Linked DNA regions of Homo sapiens: region 1 is linked to region 2. Evidence: read pairs that join two places in POLR2A ChIA-PET (ENCODE). Cell type or tissue: Panc1. All regions are shown on one strand.

The links. Peaks named below come from ENCODE experiments on the same cell type or tissue, not always from the same donor. Only the 100,000 strongest peaks of a DNase experiment are listed, where the experiment ranks them.
Region 1: POLR2A ChIA-PET joins it to region 2 with 5 read pairs; 2 of 35 experiments call an interaction of 5 or more read pairs at or near these places.

What each region holds. Positions count from the first base shown.
Region 1 is chr7:152,483,329-152,491,328 of GRCh38, forward strand. No RefSeq gene overlaps it. Among named protein-coding and RNA genes, the nearest start is that of LINC01003, 23 kb to the left of the region's middle. In Panc1, no CTCF peak of the experiment used is centred here; no DNase peak of the experiment used is centred here.
Region 2 is chr7:152,072,945-152,080,944 of GRCh38, forward strand. The region is part of intron 1 of GALNT11 (polypeptide N-acetylgalactosaminyltransferase 11); the gene reads left to right. Among named protein-coding and RNA genes, the nearest start is that of GALNT11, 51 kb to the left of the region's middle. In Panc1, CTCF peaks have their summits at 3,513 and 3,717; a DNase peak (open chromatin) is centred at 3,467; H3K4me3 peaks cover 602 bases; H3K27ac peaks cover 1,858 bases.

The DNA.
Region 1 (8,000 bases), 410 kb after region 2:
GACAGGAAAGTAAATTTTAAAATGAAGGAAGGGCAGGAAGGAAGAAAAGAAGAAAGGGAGTTCAAATGTTAAACATTAAAATGGTCTACTCTCTTGAGTACACCTGCAGATATTCCTCAAGTTCTAGCATTGGCCCATCTCTCTCTCTTTCTCTTCCATGATGATTTTGTAACTTAGGTACTGTTTGCCAAATGTCCAACCTAACTTTCAAACAATATTCAGAGCAGCTGTTTTCAATTCTCATCTTTATGCAGTGAACTCTGAAATCCACATCTCTATTTTGTTTTTTGTTTTTTGAGACGAGTCATGCTCTGTCACCCAGGCTGGAGAGCAGTGACACGATCTCAGCTCACTGCAACCTCCGCCTCCCGGCTTCAAGCGATTCTCCTGACTCAGCCTCCTGAGTGGCTGGGATTACAGGCACCCGCACCACACCCAGCTAATTTTTGTATTTTTAGTAGAGACAGGGTTTCACCATCTTGGCCAGGCTGGTCTTGAACTCCTGACCTTGTGATCCACCCACCTTGGCCTCCCAAATTGCTGGGATTACAGGCGTAAGCCACCACGCCCGGCCTTATGTCTCTATTTTAATCTTCTCATTTACTCTGGGTCTGTATTTTTAGCACTTACTGGACACCTCCACCTGGATGTGCCACGACCCTTGGCCTTGCTGGGCCCAGGAGGACCTTCTGCTTCCTCCCAAACCAACATCTTCTGTGTTACCTATTCCTGTTCATGATGGACTTCTGATGAGCCCGGTCACCCAGGCTCTAGGTAAGTGGGTCTCAACTTGGCTGAACACTACATTAGCAAGAGGGACATTTTTTTTTTGGAGACAGAGTTTTCCTCTTGTTGCCCAGACTGGAGTGCAATGGCGTGATCTTGGCTCACCGAAACCTCTGCCTCCTGGGTTCAAGCAATTCTCCTGCCTCAGCCTCCCGAGTAGCTGGGATTATAGGCATGCACCACCACGCCTGGCTAATTTTGTTTTTTTTTTTTTAGTAGAGATGGCGTTTCTCCATACTGGTCAGGCTGGTCTTGAACTCTGACCTCAGTGCCTCCGAAAGTGCTGGGAGCCACCATGCCCGGCCTAAGAAGGACATTTTTGAAAGCTCCCCAGCTGATTGTAACGTGCAGCTAGTGTTAAGAACTACTCTGCCTTTCTTTCTTTTTTTTTTTTTTGAGGTGGAGTCTCGTGCTGTCTCCCAGGCTGATGTGCGGTGGCATGATCTCAGCTCACTGCAACCTCCGCCTCCTGGGTTCAGGCAATTCTCCTGTCAGCCTCCCAAGTAGCTGGGACTACAGACACATGCCCCCACACCTGGCTAATTTTTTGTATTTTTAGTAGCGACAGGGTTTCACTGTGTTAGCTAGGATGGTCTCCATCCTGACTTCATGATCCTCCTGCCTCAGCCTCCCATAGCGCTGGGATTACAGGTGTGAGCCACCGCACCCGGCCTACTCTGCTTTTTGCAGGCTCACAGTTGCGAGTCCAATCTGTGACTTTTACCCCTAACGTAGCTCAGAAATCTATTTCCTTCCTTCTTTCCACCCTCCTTCCCTCCCTCCCTCCCTCACTCCCATCCTCCTTCCCTTCCTTTCTGACAGAGTCTCTGTCACCCAGGTGGGAGTGCAGTGGCACGATCTTGGCTTATTGCAACCTCCACCTCCCAGGTTCAAGTGATTCTCCTGCCTCTGCCTCCTGAGTAGCTGGGATTACAGGCATGTGCCACCACACCCAGCTAATTGTATTTTTAGTAGAAATAGGGATTCACCATGTTGGCCAGGCTGGTCTTGAACTCCTGGCCTCAGGTGATCTGCCCACCTCGTCCTCCCAAAGTGCTGGGATTACAGGCGTGAGCCACCGTGCCCAGCTCTATTTCCTTCTTTCTATTCCCAGTATTATCCCTTTAGTTTAAACACCATGAAAGCACATCTTGGTTTCTTGTTTTCCCTGCTCCTACTCATGCCTGACAAATCCTTTCAATGTATGGTTCTGATCATATTAGCCCTCATTTCAAAACCTTCCTGCCATGTGCCTTAGTCAGGCAGTCATATCTGTTAATGATGAGGCCCCTGCCTCTTAGCCAAGCTTGTTAAGTATCCTCTACTCCCCCCATTAAAAAAAAAAAATAGGCCGGGTGCGGTGGCTTACGACTGTAATCCCAGCACTTCGGGAGGCCAAGGCGGGCGGATCATGAGGTCAAGAGGTCGAGATCATCCTGGCTAACATGGTGAAACCCTGTCTCTACTAAAAATACAAAAAATTAGCTGGGCGTGGTGGCGTGCGCCTGTAGTCGCAGCTACTCAGGAGGCTGAGGCAGGAGAATCGCTTGAACCCAGGAGGCAGAGGTTGCAGTGAGCCGAGGTCGCGCCACTGTACTCCAGCCTGGGCAATGGAGTGAGACTCCATCTAAAAAATAATAATAATAAAAATAAATAATAGAAACCGGGCCTCACTATGTTGCCCAGGCTGGTCTCAAACTCCTGGGCTTAAGTGATCCTCCCACTCTGGCCTCCTGAATTGCTGGGATTACAGGTGTGAGCCACCCTGCTTGACTTCTACTCCCTTTAATGAACGCTTATGACAACGAAGGAAAGTTGCTTGCCCTTCCCTACACATGCCCTTTTCCTGCCTCTGTGCCTTTGCTCACGCAGTTTCCGCCCCCTGGGGCACCATTCTGCACATGTCTCCATCCTGTGTTTTCATCAAGGGCTGGCCCAAATGCTACCATCTCCCAGGACAGCCTTCCCTGATCTGTCCAGCTAGGAGTAAATTCTTCCTTTGAATTCTCTTAGAATTTACATATTCTGTCAAAAAACCACTGAAGGGAGAGCAATTTGCAAAATAATGAATTGTTTTTCTGCTTTAGGACATTGGTTCTCAAAATTGAGTATACATGAGAATCATTTGGAGAACTCATTTCAAATGCATACCCCAGGCAGAGCGTGGTGGCTCATGCCTGTAATCCCAGTACTTTGGGAGGCCAAGGCAGGAAGATCGCTTGACGCTTGAGCCTGGGAGGTTGAGGCTGCAGTGAGCTGTGGTTGTGCCACTGCACTTCAGCCTGGGCCACAGAGCAAGACCCTGTCCCCCGCCAAAAAAAAGAAGAAGAAGAAGAAGAGGAACAAGCCTGTTGCTTATTTCAAGAGATTCTCAGGCTTATTTCCAGAGATTCTCAGTTTTTTCTCACATGGTGTTCCTGTCCACCATACTTTAAGAAACATTGAGCTAAGAGGTTCTTTGTTAATTTCACGTCAGGTGGATTCATGAATACGTCGACTTGTTGGAGTTTCGTGATATAAATCCAGCCATACTAGCAAACTGTTAACAGTCCTGAAAACAGTGTAAAGTTTTTCATATACCAGGACTGAAAACTCAAGTGGATGGGTAGGTTGAGGGTTCACTGCTGAGGACCACAGGAAGTGGTAGGACTACAAGGGACTACGGAGCATCTCTGGTATTCACCTTTCAGTAACGATTTCCATCTGAGAATTTGGAGCAACTACTGCCAGAATTTCCATTTTCCCAGAAAGTTGGAAATCCAGAATTTTAGGTGACATTTCCAGATTATTACATGGTAACTTAAGGTTTTAACAACTCTGTGAGGTTTGATATAACCCAGTTGCAATTGATTTAATCCAACAATTAGCTTTCATAATTGAAGTGTAAATAGAAGTAAATGTTGGTTTGTTTTGCTGCAGAATGACATAAACCATTATTTCATCTATATAGTGACAAGAAATCCACAGAAATGAAGAGACAGGCTCATTTTAGGATTTCCTGGAATCATTAATTTTTAAAAAATTATTTTCTCTCTCCTTCCTTCCTTCCTCTCTCTTCCCTTCCTTTCCCTTTCCTCTTCCTTTCCTTTCCCTTCTTCCCTTTCCTTCCTTTCTTTTTCTCTTTCCCTTCCCTTCCCCTTCCCCTTTCCCTTCCCCTCCCCTTCCCCTTTCCCTTCCCCTCCCCTTCCCCTTTCCCTTCCCCTCCCCTTCCCCTTTCCCTTCCCCTCCCCTTCCCCTTTCCCTTTCCCTCCCCCTCTCCCTTTCCTTTTCTCTTTCCTTTCCTTTTTCTCTCTCCCTGTCCAGGGGCCCAATCTCAGCTCACAGCAACCTCTGCCTCCCGGGTTCAAGTGATTCTCCTTCCTCAGCCTCCCGAGCAGCTGGGATTACAGGCCCCCACTACCATGCCCGGCTAATTTTTGTATTTTTAGTAGAGACGAGGATTTGCCATGTTGGCCAAGCTGGTCTCAAACTCCTGACCTTGGCCGGGTGTGGTGGCTCATGCCTGTAATCCCACCACTTTGGGAGGCCGAGGCGGGCAGATCATGAGGTCAAGAGATTGAGGCCATCTTGGCCAACATGGTGCAACCCTTTCTCTACTAAAAATACAAAAATTAGCTGGGTATGGTGGCATGCGCCTGTAGTCCCAGCTACTCAGGAGGCTGGGGCAGGAGAATTGCTTGAACCCAGGACGTGGAGCTTGCAGTGAGCCGAGATGGCACCACCGCACTCCAGCCTGGGCGACAGAGCAAGACTCTGTCTCAAAAAAAAAACAAAAACAAAAAACAACTCTTGACCTCAGGTGATCCGCCTGCCTCGGCCTCCCAAAGTGCTGGTATTACTGAGCCACCTCCCCTGGCCTACAGATTTAAAATATATATCTTTTCATATTTTTAGTACTCAGAGATGGATGATTAGATATAGTGTCTCTCTCCATTAAAGTCAACAACTGTGGGCCAGGTACGGTGGCTCATGCCTGTAATCCCTGCACTTCAGGAGGCGGAGGCAGGAGGATCACTTGAGGCCAACAGTTCAACACCAGCCTGGGCAATATAGGAAGACCCCATCTCTACAAAAAAATTTTAAAATGAGCCAGTCATGGTGGCGTGCACCTCTAGCCCAGCTGGTTGGGAAGCCAAGCTGGGAAGATGGCTTAAGCCCTGGAGTTTGAGGCTGCAGTGAGCTGTGATGGTACCACTGCCCTCCAGCCTGGGCAACAGAGTGAGGCCTTATCTAAAAAAAAAAAAAAAAAAAAAAAAAAAAAAAAAAAAAATCAACAACTGTGGCTGGTGGCTCACACCTGTAATCCCAGCACTTTGGGAGCCCAAGGCAGGAGGATCACTTGGAGCCAGGAGTTTGAGGCCAGCCTAGGCAACATAGTGAGACCTTGTCTCTACAAAAATAAAAAAAGAAAAATAAATCAACAGGCTGGGTGTGGTGGCTCACGCCTGTAATCCCAGCACTTTGGGAGCCCGAGGCGGGCAGATCACTTGAGATCGGGAATTTGAGACCAGCCTGGCCAACATGGTGAAACCCCGTCTCTACTAAAAATACAAAAATTAGCCAGGCGTGCTGGCACATGCCTGTAATCCCACCTACTTGGGAGGCTGAGGCAGGAGAATTGCTTGAACCCGGGAGGCGGAGGTTGCAGTGAGCAGAGATTGCGCCATTGCACTCTAGCCTGGGTGAAGAAGCGAGACTCTGTCTAAAAAAAAAAAATAAATGAAAATAAATAAATAAATCAACAACTGTATTTTAAATTATAAGTGTAGCCCCTTGTTTCATTTTACTATTTAAGAGACATGAGTCATACTTCTATGCTGTGCTGGAAATGGCGGAGAATTGACAAGTATGGAATTTCCCAGCCCCCAACTGTAGGATCCTGAAAATGACAGAATTGTAAACAGATATTTCACGTTAATACAAAGACCTCAGAATAGGCTTTTTTATTCCCACGCCAGTCCCATCTTTATTCTAACGTGCCACGCTCCAATGCAGCGGTTCTCAGCGTGTGGCCTGAGGACCCCTGGGATTCTGGAGGCCCTTTCGATGGGTCTGTGAGGCCCTTCGTTTTCCAACTTCATATCCATGTGAGGCCAGATACTCTTCATGTAATTCAACCAAAACATCAGACTGCAATAGATTGAATGTAGATATGAGAACCAGCTGTCCTCTATTAAGCCAGATAGCAAAGAGATTCATAAAACTGTAAAACAATGCCACTCTTTATGGTGTCTTTTGTTTTGGAGAATATAATTATTTTTAATAAAAATGTGTTCTTTACATTAACATGATGGGTTTATTGTTCTTTTAAAATGAAGTAATGAAGTGTTTTTAAATTTTCTCAATTTTAGTTTCTAATATGGTAAATATCAAAAAATATGATCCACATAAACGAACCTCCTGGTGGGTTCTTTGTAATTTTTAGGAGCGTGAAAGTGTCCTGAAACCAACCAGGTGCGGTGGCTCATGCCTGTAATCCCAGCACTTTGGGAGGCTGAGGCGGGCAGATCACGCAGTCAAGAAATCGAGACCACCCTGGCCAACATGGCAAAAACCCATCGCTACTTGCTCTGTTGCCCAGGCTGGAGTGCAATGGTGTGATCTCGGCTCACTGCAACCTTTGCCTCCTGCGTTGAAGCGATCCTCTTGCCTCAGCCTCCCGAGTAGCTGGGACTACAGGTGTGCACCACCACACCCAGCTATTTTTCTTATATTTTTAGTAGAGACCAGGTTTCACCATGTTAGCCAGGCTGGTCTCGAACTCCTGACCTCAGGCACCTGCTTTGGCCTCCCAAAGTGGTGGGATTACAGGCGTGAGCCACCATGCCCATTTTTCTTATTCCAACATTATCTCTTGATCTCACAACTCTGATATCTAGTCAGAAATCCTTCTTTTTTCTTTTCTTTTCTTTTTTTTTGAGACAGGGTCTCGCTGAGTTACCCAGGCCAGAGTGCAGTGGTGTGATCATAGCTGGTGTGGAACTCCTGGGCCCAATTTTAAAGTTGCAGAGGCCAGGCACAGTGGCTCACTCCTATAATCCCAACACTTTGAGAGGCTGAGGAAGGAGGATGACTTGAGGCCAGGGGTTCTAGATTTGCCTGGGCAACATAGTGAGACCCTGTCTCTCCAAAAAAAAAAAAAAAAAACTGAAGAAACTGAGGTTCACAGGTTACTAACACGGTTAGTAAATAAATAAATCAGAAATAAGATTAATCTTGTAGGGCTGGGCACGGTGGCTCATGCCTGTAATCCCAGTACTTTGGGAGGCCAAAGTGGGTAGATCACTTGAGCCCAGGAGTTCACGACCAGTCTGGGGAATGTGGCAAAACCCTATCTCTACAAAAAAATACAAAAGTTAGCTGGGCGTGGTGGCATGCACCTGTATTCCCAGTTACCTGGGAGTCTGAGGTGGGAGGATTGCCTGAGGCCCAGGAGGCAGAAGTTGCAATAAGCCAAGATCACACCACTGTACTCCAGCCTGGGTGACAGAGCGAGACCCTGTCTCAAAAAAGCAGAAACAATGATTAATCTTGTAGCTCTTCCATTACAATTTATGTCTTTTAAAAATGCTCCTCTCTTTTTGTCTTTCCTTCCGAGTGTTTTTTTCTATCCTCTCTCTGAATGCAACAAGAAGGGAAGTGGGGAATGGAGACCAATAGCAAAATAGAACCATCTCTTCTAAACCTTTTGCCTTGCCTCTCTGCTTAAAGCTGCTATCATTTCATCATTAATTAAAGGCGATGGAGCAAAGGTCCCTGGGTTGTCATTTGTTGCTGTTGCACCATCTAACATTGATTTGAGTGTTTATAATGGGGTTGGTACTATTCAGAATATCTGATGACAAATCTTGGCTTCTATCTTTTTTTGTTTTTGAGTTTCACTCTGTCGCCCAGGCTGGAGTGCATGGCGCAATCTTGGCTCACTGAAACCTCAGTCTCTTGGGTTCAAGCAATTTCCCCCTCTCAGACTCCCAAGTAGCTGGGACTACAGGCACCGACCACCATGCCCACCTAATTTTTGTATTTTTAGTAGAGACGGGGTTTCACCATGCTGACCAGGCTGGTCTCAAATTCCTAACCTCAGGCGATCCACCTGCCTCAGCCTCCCAAAGTGCTGGGATTAGAGGCATGACCCACTGTGCCAGCCAATTTGTCTCACCTGAGGTCAGGAGTTCAAGACTAGCATGGCCAACATGGTGAAACTCTGTCTCTAC
Region 2 (8,000 bases):
TGCGACATCGGGGAATAAGCATTTATTTCCAACATAGTGTTTACTCTAGAGTTTACAATATACATTTTATTTTATTTTTCAATTGGCATATAATTGTGTATATTTATGGGGTACATAGTGATGTTTCTATATACGTAACGTATCAGTGATCAGATCAGAGTAATTAGCATATCCATCATCTCATACATTTATCATTTCTTTGTGTTGGGAACATTCAATATTCTCCTTATAGCTATTTGAAACTCTACAATATGTTATTGTTAACTATAGTCATCCTAGAGTGCTATAGACCAGTAGAACTTATTCCTCCTATCTAGCTATAATTTTGTAACCTTTAACAAATCTCTTCCTATCTCCTCCCTTCGCCCACCCTTCCCAGCCTCTAGTATCCTCTGTTCTGATTTTTCTGTGAGATCAACTGTTTTTCAGCTTCCACATATGAATGAGAACATGTGGTGTTTAACTTTCTGTTCCTGGCTTATTTCACTTAATATCCTCCAGTTCCATCCATGTTGCTGTGAGTGACAGGATTCCACTCAAATTATGGCTGAATAGTATTTCATTGTGTTTATATTCCACATTTTCTTTATCTGTTTATCTGTTGGACACCCAGATTCATTCCGTATCTTGGCTATTGTGAATAATGCTGCAGTTAACATGGGGATGTAGATGTCTCTTCGATATACCAATTTCCTTTCCTTTGGATAAATGCCCAGTAGTGGGATTGCTGGTTCATATGGTATGCTATTTGTAGATTTTGAGGAGCCTCTATACTGTTTTCCATAGTGGCTGTACTAGTTGATATTCTCACCCGCAGAGTGTAAGAGTTCATTTTTCTCTGCATCCTCCCCAGCATTTGTTGGTTTTGTTTTATTTGTCTTTTTGGTAATAGCCACTCTAACTGGGATGAGATGATACCTCATTGTGCTTCTGATTTGCTGTTCCTTGATGATTTGTGATAAGTGAACATTTTGTCATATATTTCTTGGCCATTTGTCTTCTTTTGAGAGATGGCTATTCAGATCATTTGCCCATTTTTAAATCTGATTTTTTTTTCCTGCTGAGATGTTTTAGTTTCTGGTTTATTCTGGGTATTAATCCCCTTTTGGATGAATAGTTTGCTTATATTTTCTCCCATTCTATAGGTTGTCTTTTCACTCTGCTGATTGTTTCCTTTGCTGTATAGAAGTTTTTTAGTGTGACATAATCCCATGTGTTTGTTTTTGCTTTTGTTGCCTGGGCTTTTGAAGTTGTATTCATAAAATATTTTCCCAGATTAACGTCCTGAGGCATTTCCCCTGTTTTCTTTCAGTAGTTTTATAGTTTCAGGTCTTACATTTAGGTCTTTAATCCATTTTGAGTTGATTTTCACATAGAGGTGGGAGGCTAGTTTCATTCCTCTGCATATGAATATCCAGTTTTCCCAGTATCATCTATTGAAGATACTGTCCTTTCCCCAGTGAGTATTCTTGGCATCTTTGTCAATAATCAGTTGGCTGTAGATATTGTGGATTGATTTCTGGGTTCTCTATTCTGTTCCATTGCTCTGTATATCAGTTTTTATGCCAGTACCATGTTGTTTCCATCACTACAGCTTTGAGGTATATTTTGAAGTCTGGGAGCATGACGCTTCCAGCTTTATAACTTTTTTTTCCTCTTTGAGTTGTAAGCCACTTTTAGTATATTTGGAACCCTGTGGGTGTGGTGGTGAAGTGTGAGGGAGGGTGGGAGTTCTGGAATCTGGTTAAATCTCAGTCTGACAGTGGGTCTGGGTCTCACATAGGTTCACTCTTACAGTGGGCTGTGATCTTCACAAGTATTTCTCTAGCGTTAGAGCTCTTCTCCCCTGTTATCTATTCCTGCCCTATTTCCTTGAGGCCCTGACCTTTGCGGATTTTTTTGCCCTGTAGGTATGACAGGAAGGCTGGAGGGGGCTGGAGTGGGAGGAATGCCCTTTGCATTCCCCTAGTTAGGAGAAGGATCTAGCAAAGTTTTTTTCCCCTGGAGCAAATGACTTTGTGGCAGAGAAAACTCTGGGCTTATTACTCTTCCCCTCCCCTGCCAGAGGGATCTCTCTGGGATCTTTTACCTTAGTGCCTGGTGGAGTTCCTGGAGGTAAAGCCCACAGAAGTGTGGGTCTCGCACCTCCTGAGACTGCTTCCCCGAGTTTCTCACTCTCACTAGTCCACACCGAGCATCCAGCACCAGCTTATGGCTCTGGCAGTTTCTGCTCCAGGTAAGCGGATCTCCTCTGTGTCTTTCCAGGTTTCCAGCACAGTTTGCCCTGTTAGCTCAGTTCTCTGATCGTCCCAAAAGAGCCATTGATTTTGAATTTTCCCAGCTTTTTCTCATTACATGTTGCAGCTGAAAGCGAAGTCACCACCTTGTTTTTAACTTGTATTTTGTGACTTGTTACCACTTCAGTGCTTTAGACACATAGGCTCAGTGCTGCAATATTGTGTCTAGGTTTGATTATGCTAAATTTAACCTTTCTTATGTATCACCGGAGTAGTAAGGATTTCAAACTACCCTGCCTGGTAGCTTTCGCTTTCCTTAGAAAAGCTTATCACTTCTTGACTGGGCCCCGTGGCTCCCGCCCATAATCCCAGCACTTTGGGAGGCCAAGGCAAGGCTGGCGGATCACCTGAGGTCGGGAGTTTGAGACCAGCCTCACCAACATGGAGAAACTCCGTCTACAAAAATACAAGCCGTGGGGTGGCGCATGCCTGTAATCCCAGCTCCTTGGGAGGCTGAGGCAGGAGAATCGCTTGAACCCGGGAGGCGGAGGTTGCGGTGAGCTGAGATTGCGCTGTTGCACTCCAGTCTGGGCAACAAGAGCAAAACTCTGTCTCAAAAAAAAAAAAAAAGACACTTTGGGAGGCCGAGGCGGGCGGATCACGAGGTCAGGAGATCGAGACCATCCTGGCTAACACACTGAAACCCCGTCTCTACTAAAAATACAAAAAAATTAGCTGGCCGTGGTGGCGGACTCCTGTAGTCCTGGCTACTCCGGAGGCTGAGGCAGGAGAATGGCGTGAAGCCGGGAGGTGGAGCTTGCAGTGAGCCGAGATCGTGCCACTGCACTCCAGCCTGGGCGACAGAGCGAGACTCCGTCTCAAAAAAAAAAAAAAAAAAAAAAAAAAAAAGAAGAAGAGAGAAAAGTTCATCGCTTTTTTAATGTTCTGTTCCTGCAAGTATGAAGATATGTTACTGCTTTTCAGAAAAAGCAGTGTGCTTTTTTCTGTGCATTATTTTGCACTTTAAGGCAAGAAAAGCTGTAAAGGCTCTCTTTATTAGATTTTTCATTTAGAAATAAATTAGTTCATCTAAGGATTTGTCAAGTTGTTCCTTTTCTGTTGAAACCTGAATTGATTGGTTTTGGTTCTTCTGGAAGCAGATCTTGAGATAGAAATCTGAATCCAAGTTGTGTATTTGCGAGGTAATCCCAGGACACACCAGTAGGGGAATGAAGTGCGCCGTCTAGGAAAGACAGCCAATAAAGGGCATGTTTTCAAGCCAGGTCCCGCTGTGGACAAATGAAGCTTGATTGTGCTGAGGAATTCTAGAGCCAGTGTAGCATACGTATGTCAGAGTTGTGATTTTTCCACTGGGGGTTTGGAGGGAGGCTGGATTTAAGGAAGCTGGAGTCTTCTTATCAGTATATTGTGAGGACTGCCCTCAGGTAGGTACACATTCCCCTGTAGTTTGGGCCTGCCCTGCACGTGGGCAGATGGGCTTCAGAAGCCAGAGATACAGGTACTGGCAGTTGGAATTCAGAACACTGTGCGGGATAGTAATGCTCAAGGGGACCTGCAAACAACAGTAACTGCGATGTTTATTTACTGGGCTTGGTTAACAGCATGAGCTAGGATCTGGTGATTTGCCAGATTGATTAAGTCTGTCAGCTTTCTAAACCTGTTGAGGTGGTAGATTCTCAGAAATTAATTTTCTATACAGTTCACGATGTATGGAGGAAAAAAGTTTTCTGAAAAAGGCCCATAGCTGGGCATGGTGGCTCATGCCTATAATCCCAATACTTTGGGTGGATGAGGTGAGGATCGCTTGAGCCCAGGAGTTGGAGGCTACAGTAATCTATGATCATAACCACCACACCCCAGCCTGGGTGACAGTGAGACCTTGTCTCAAAAAAAAGGCCCAAGATTCTGTCACAGTTTGATTTGCTGATGTTCTTTTTGGCAGTACCTAGCCTGCACTCTTTGAAATGCCAAAACAACTGTTTAGAAAATAGCCCTGGCCTTGTGCTTCCGATAATGGCCTGAGTAACCTAGTTAAAGCCAGCTGATACTTTTCTGAAAAGCATCAAGGAATTTACAACATAGTAAAGAATTACTGGGTTAAGATTTGGGAGATGATAGAAAACCAGAGACGTGAGCCTCTGACCCAGGGCCGCTTTTGCCCGGCTATTTGCTGTTCTGGAAGAGCAGGTGAGAGGCTGAGCAGTGTAGTTAACTGACTCACAGGAGGACAGAAACAAAAACTGGAGTCTAGAACTTGCTGTGGGTAAGAATCCTGGTGAGCCACCTGGGGTTAATGTTGAAACCTTGAGAGGCTGCCATCCAGAACACTCATGGGCTGGGAGTGTGCCAGCCTTTGCCTGGACTGAAGCTCCATGGGGTCACCTGGGGGTTTAGTAAATCTCAAATGGTGAAATGGATTAGGGTGATCTCAAATTGCTGGTGACCCCAGTCACCTAACAGAGACAGATGAAAATCCTCTCCAGAGGAAGATAACATCTCACGCCTCAAATTATTTCTGAAATGATTTTTCAAATAGTGTCCACCATACCACCAAGTCAGTGTAACCAGGCCCACTGGGAGACTACCTTAACAAGAACCCGCACAGATAACAGAGGATAGAAACAGGCTTTGCAGACAGTGGAATTACCAGACAGACGCTAAAGCATATGTTTATTATGTTCATGGAGATAAAAGTTGAATAAAAACATTTCAACAAGGAACTGGAAACTTAATATAAGGGGGCAAAGCAGACCTGAAAAACAACTAAATACTAGATCTAAAAAATACAGTAGCCAAAATGGAGGATTCAGTGGATTCAGCAGATTAGATACTGCTGAAGAGAAAAGTGAGCCCCCGAGAGATCAGAAGAAACCTCTCTGAATGAAGCGTGAGGGGGGAAGGCTGGACAACACTGAAGAAGCTGTAAGAAATATACTCCATCCTGAGAAAGTCTGACATACGTGATTTGAATCCTAGAAGGAGAAGAGGGAGGGGGGTAGAAGGAATATTTGTTTTTGTGTTTGTTTTTTTTAGACAGAGTTTCACTCTTGTTGCGCAGGCTGGAGTGCAATGGTACAGTATCGGCTTACCCCAAATCCAAGTGATTCTTCTGCCTCAGCCTCCTGAGTATCTGGGATTACAGGCGTATGCCACCATGCCCAGCAAATTTTGTATTTTTAATAGAGACAGGGTTTCTCCATGTTGGTCAGGCTGGTCTTGAACCCCCGACCTCAGATGATCCACCCGCCTCGGCCTCCCAAAGTGCTGGGATGATAGGCATGAGCCACTGCGCCCGGCCGGAAGGAATATTTGAATAAATAATGGCAAAGATTTTTGAAACCCCATGAAAGATGACAATCCACAGAATTAAGAGATTCTTAATATAGCATAAGGTGATTCTTAAAGTTTTCCACTTCTAAGTAATATGCAAATTCATTTTCCTTAGATTGAGCTTCCTTCCCCTCCTCCTTTCTAATTTTAGCAGTGGTTTTCAGAATTCTGCTGAGAGTAAGTGTTTTTCTAACAAGTGATGAATTACATGTTTTTTTTAATCACATTTACAAAATAATTTATGTGCTAGAGTTCCAAAAATTTTGATTGGACAAAAAGGATGCAACTTCTGTTTTGATTGAAGACTGAGAGATAAGAACATCTTAAATAAAAGGCAAGCTTTCCAGACCCAAAGGATTAGTTTATAATGCAGGAATTTCAGCATAATGGGCAGTCAGGGGGCAGAGCCCCTCACTGGCACCACTCAGCCATGGTTTATAGGTAGCTCCTACTCTGTCTCCCTTGCCGACTGGGAAGAATGACTCTCACGGATGAATGGCATAGCTGACACAGGAAAGAGTATGTGTAGGATGCAAGCGAAAACCCTTTAACTAATACTACTATTAATAATTATGTATAACAGCTGGACACAGTAGCATGTGCCCATAGTCATTTTATTTCAATTTATATTATTTGTTTTCCTTACTGTTCTTTTCTACCTCATAGAATTAGGAGGTAGAAACTACTGACCTCATGCTTGCTCCCTGAGGCTAGCTTTTACCTGAGGTAGCTTTTACCTTCTTGTCTTCCACAGGTCTATAGTGAGCGAGAGCTGCTACTTTTTACTTGGGCATTCATTCAAAGTGTTGAAGAATAACAGCCTCTACCATCCCTTATTCACTGGCTCATCAGCTGTCCCAGGTTTTGCTCTTCTAGGTATTTGCCATGTTGTTTGTCCTTTTAGTTTCTTTTCTATGTGTTTGATTAAATTTGCTTCTTTCTCCCATCAGCATTACCTTGTGGTTTTCTTCTGCATTTGAGACACAGTGTTAGACATTTGATGCATTCATGTTCTTTTCGATTGTCTTACAGAGAAGAGATTCATAAATATCAGGGATGTCTGAGGATCATTCCCAGGGAGCATATGATGTCTGGAATTTGCTCTGAACCTTTCCTAATTCAGCAATCGCCTTATGTGTAATTATAAACTACTATTGGTAGCTATGTTTTCTTCTAGCTTTCTGGGTAGATAAGGAATGGGAAAGAATAATGTGTATTTTTATGTTGTCATCACCTGGTAATTTCACAGGGGTATGTGGGTACTGTACTGTTGTAAATTAATATTTGTACTCACATGACTACAGCTGAGTTAAAATATGAGTGTGCCTCTTTTATGGAAAAAGCTAATAAATATTTGCTGTTTGACAATTTGTAATGCAAGAGTATCTTACAAGAAAATAGCTGGAAACTACTGAAAGGTAAATAAATACATTTTAAATGCATTAAATATTATGAAAATTAGTTTATTCTGGTAGAAAATGAAAGCTGTCCTGTGAAATAGAATTTTCTCATTAGTCTTGTGGTAAAAGATGGACATTAAAAGGTGGTTAAGAATTTCAGATTAGATAGTGATTCATAGAGGAAAAACTATTCTTCAAATTGTGCTTTTAGAACATTTGTTCAGTACTCAAATTTTATTCTCATATTTTTGACAAATTGATGGAATTAAAATATTCTTTCGGTGTGCTTAAACCTGCTCATTTTTCTTGGTGCTTGTGGCTATGGAAATCCCCTTTGCTTGTGAGGTTAAAATAATATGGTATCCTATTTCTTTCATAGCCTTAAAGTATTTAATCTTTTCCATAGTTGTTCTTATATTTTCAAGTTAGGGAGTTTCTGTCTAAGAAATTTTTTACCTCATTTATTAAATCACTACATATTCCTTGTAGAAAATGTTTTAAATAAAAGAAAGAACAAAGAAAATTAGCCATGATGCCACTAACCTGAGTCTATTAATTTTTTGGTAGTTGCCAAAAGCAGTATAGCATTTTGTAGATAGTGTAGAAAGATGAAAATAAGTAGTAGATTATATAGCAAAACATTAAAGTGGTGAGACTTCTGGTGATTTTTAAGTAGTTTCCTTTTTGCTTGTCTGTGTTTTCTGAGCTTTTAGCACAATAGCAAAAGCTATTAAAACATTAATTGCGGGCCAGGTACAGTGGCTCACGCCTGTAATCCCAGCACTTTGGGAGGCCTGGGCAGGAGGATCACCTGAGGTCAGGAGTTCAAGACCAGCCTGTCCAACATGGCGAAACCCCATCTCTAATAAAAAAAAAAAACACAAAATATTAGCCGGGCCTGGTGGCGGGCCCCTGTAATCCCAGCTACTCAGGAGGCTGAGGCAGGAGAATCGCTTGAACCCAGGAGGCAGAGGTTGCAGTGAGCCAAGATCTCGCCACTGCACTCCAGCCT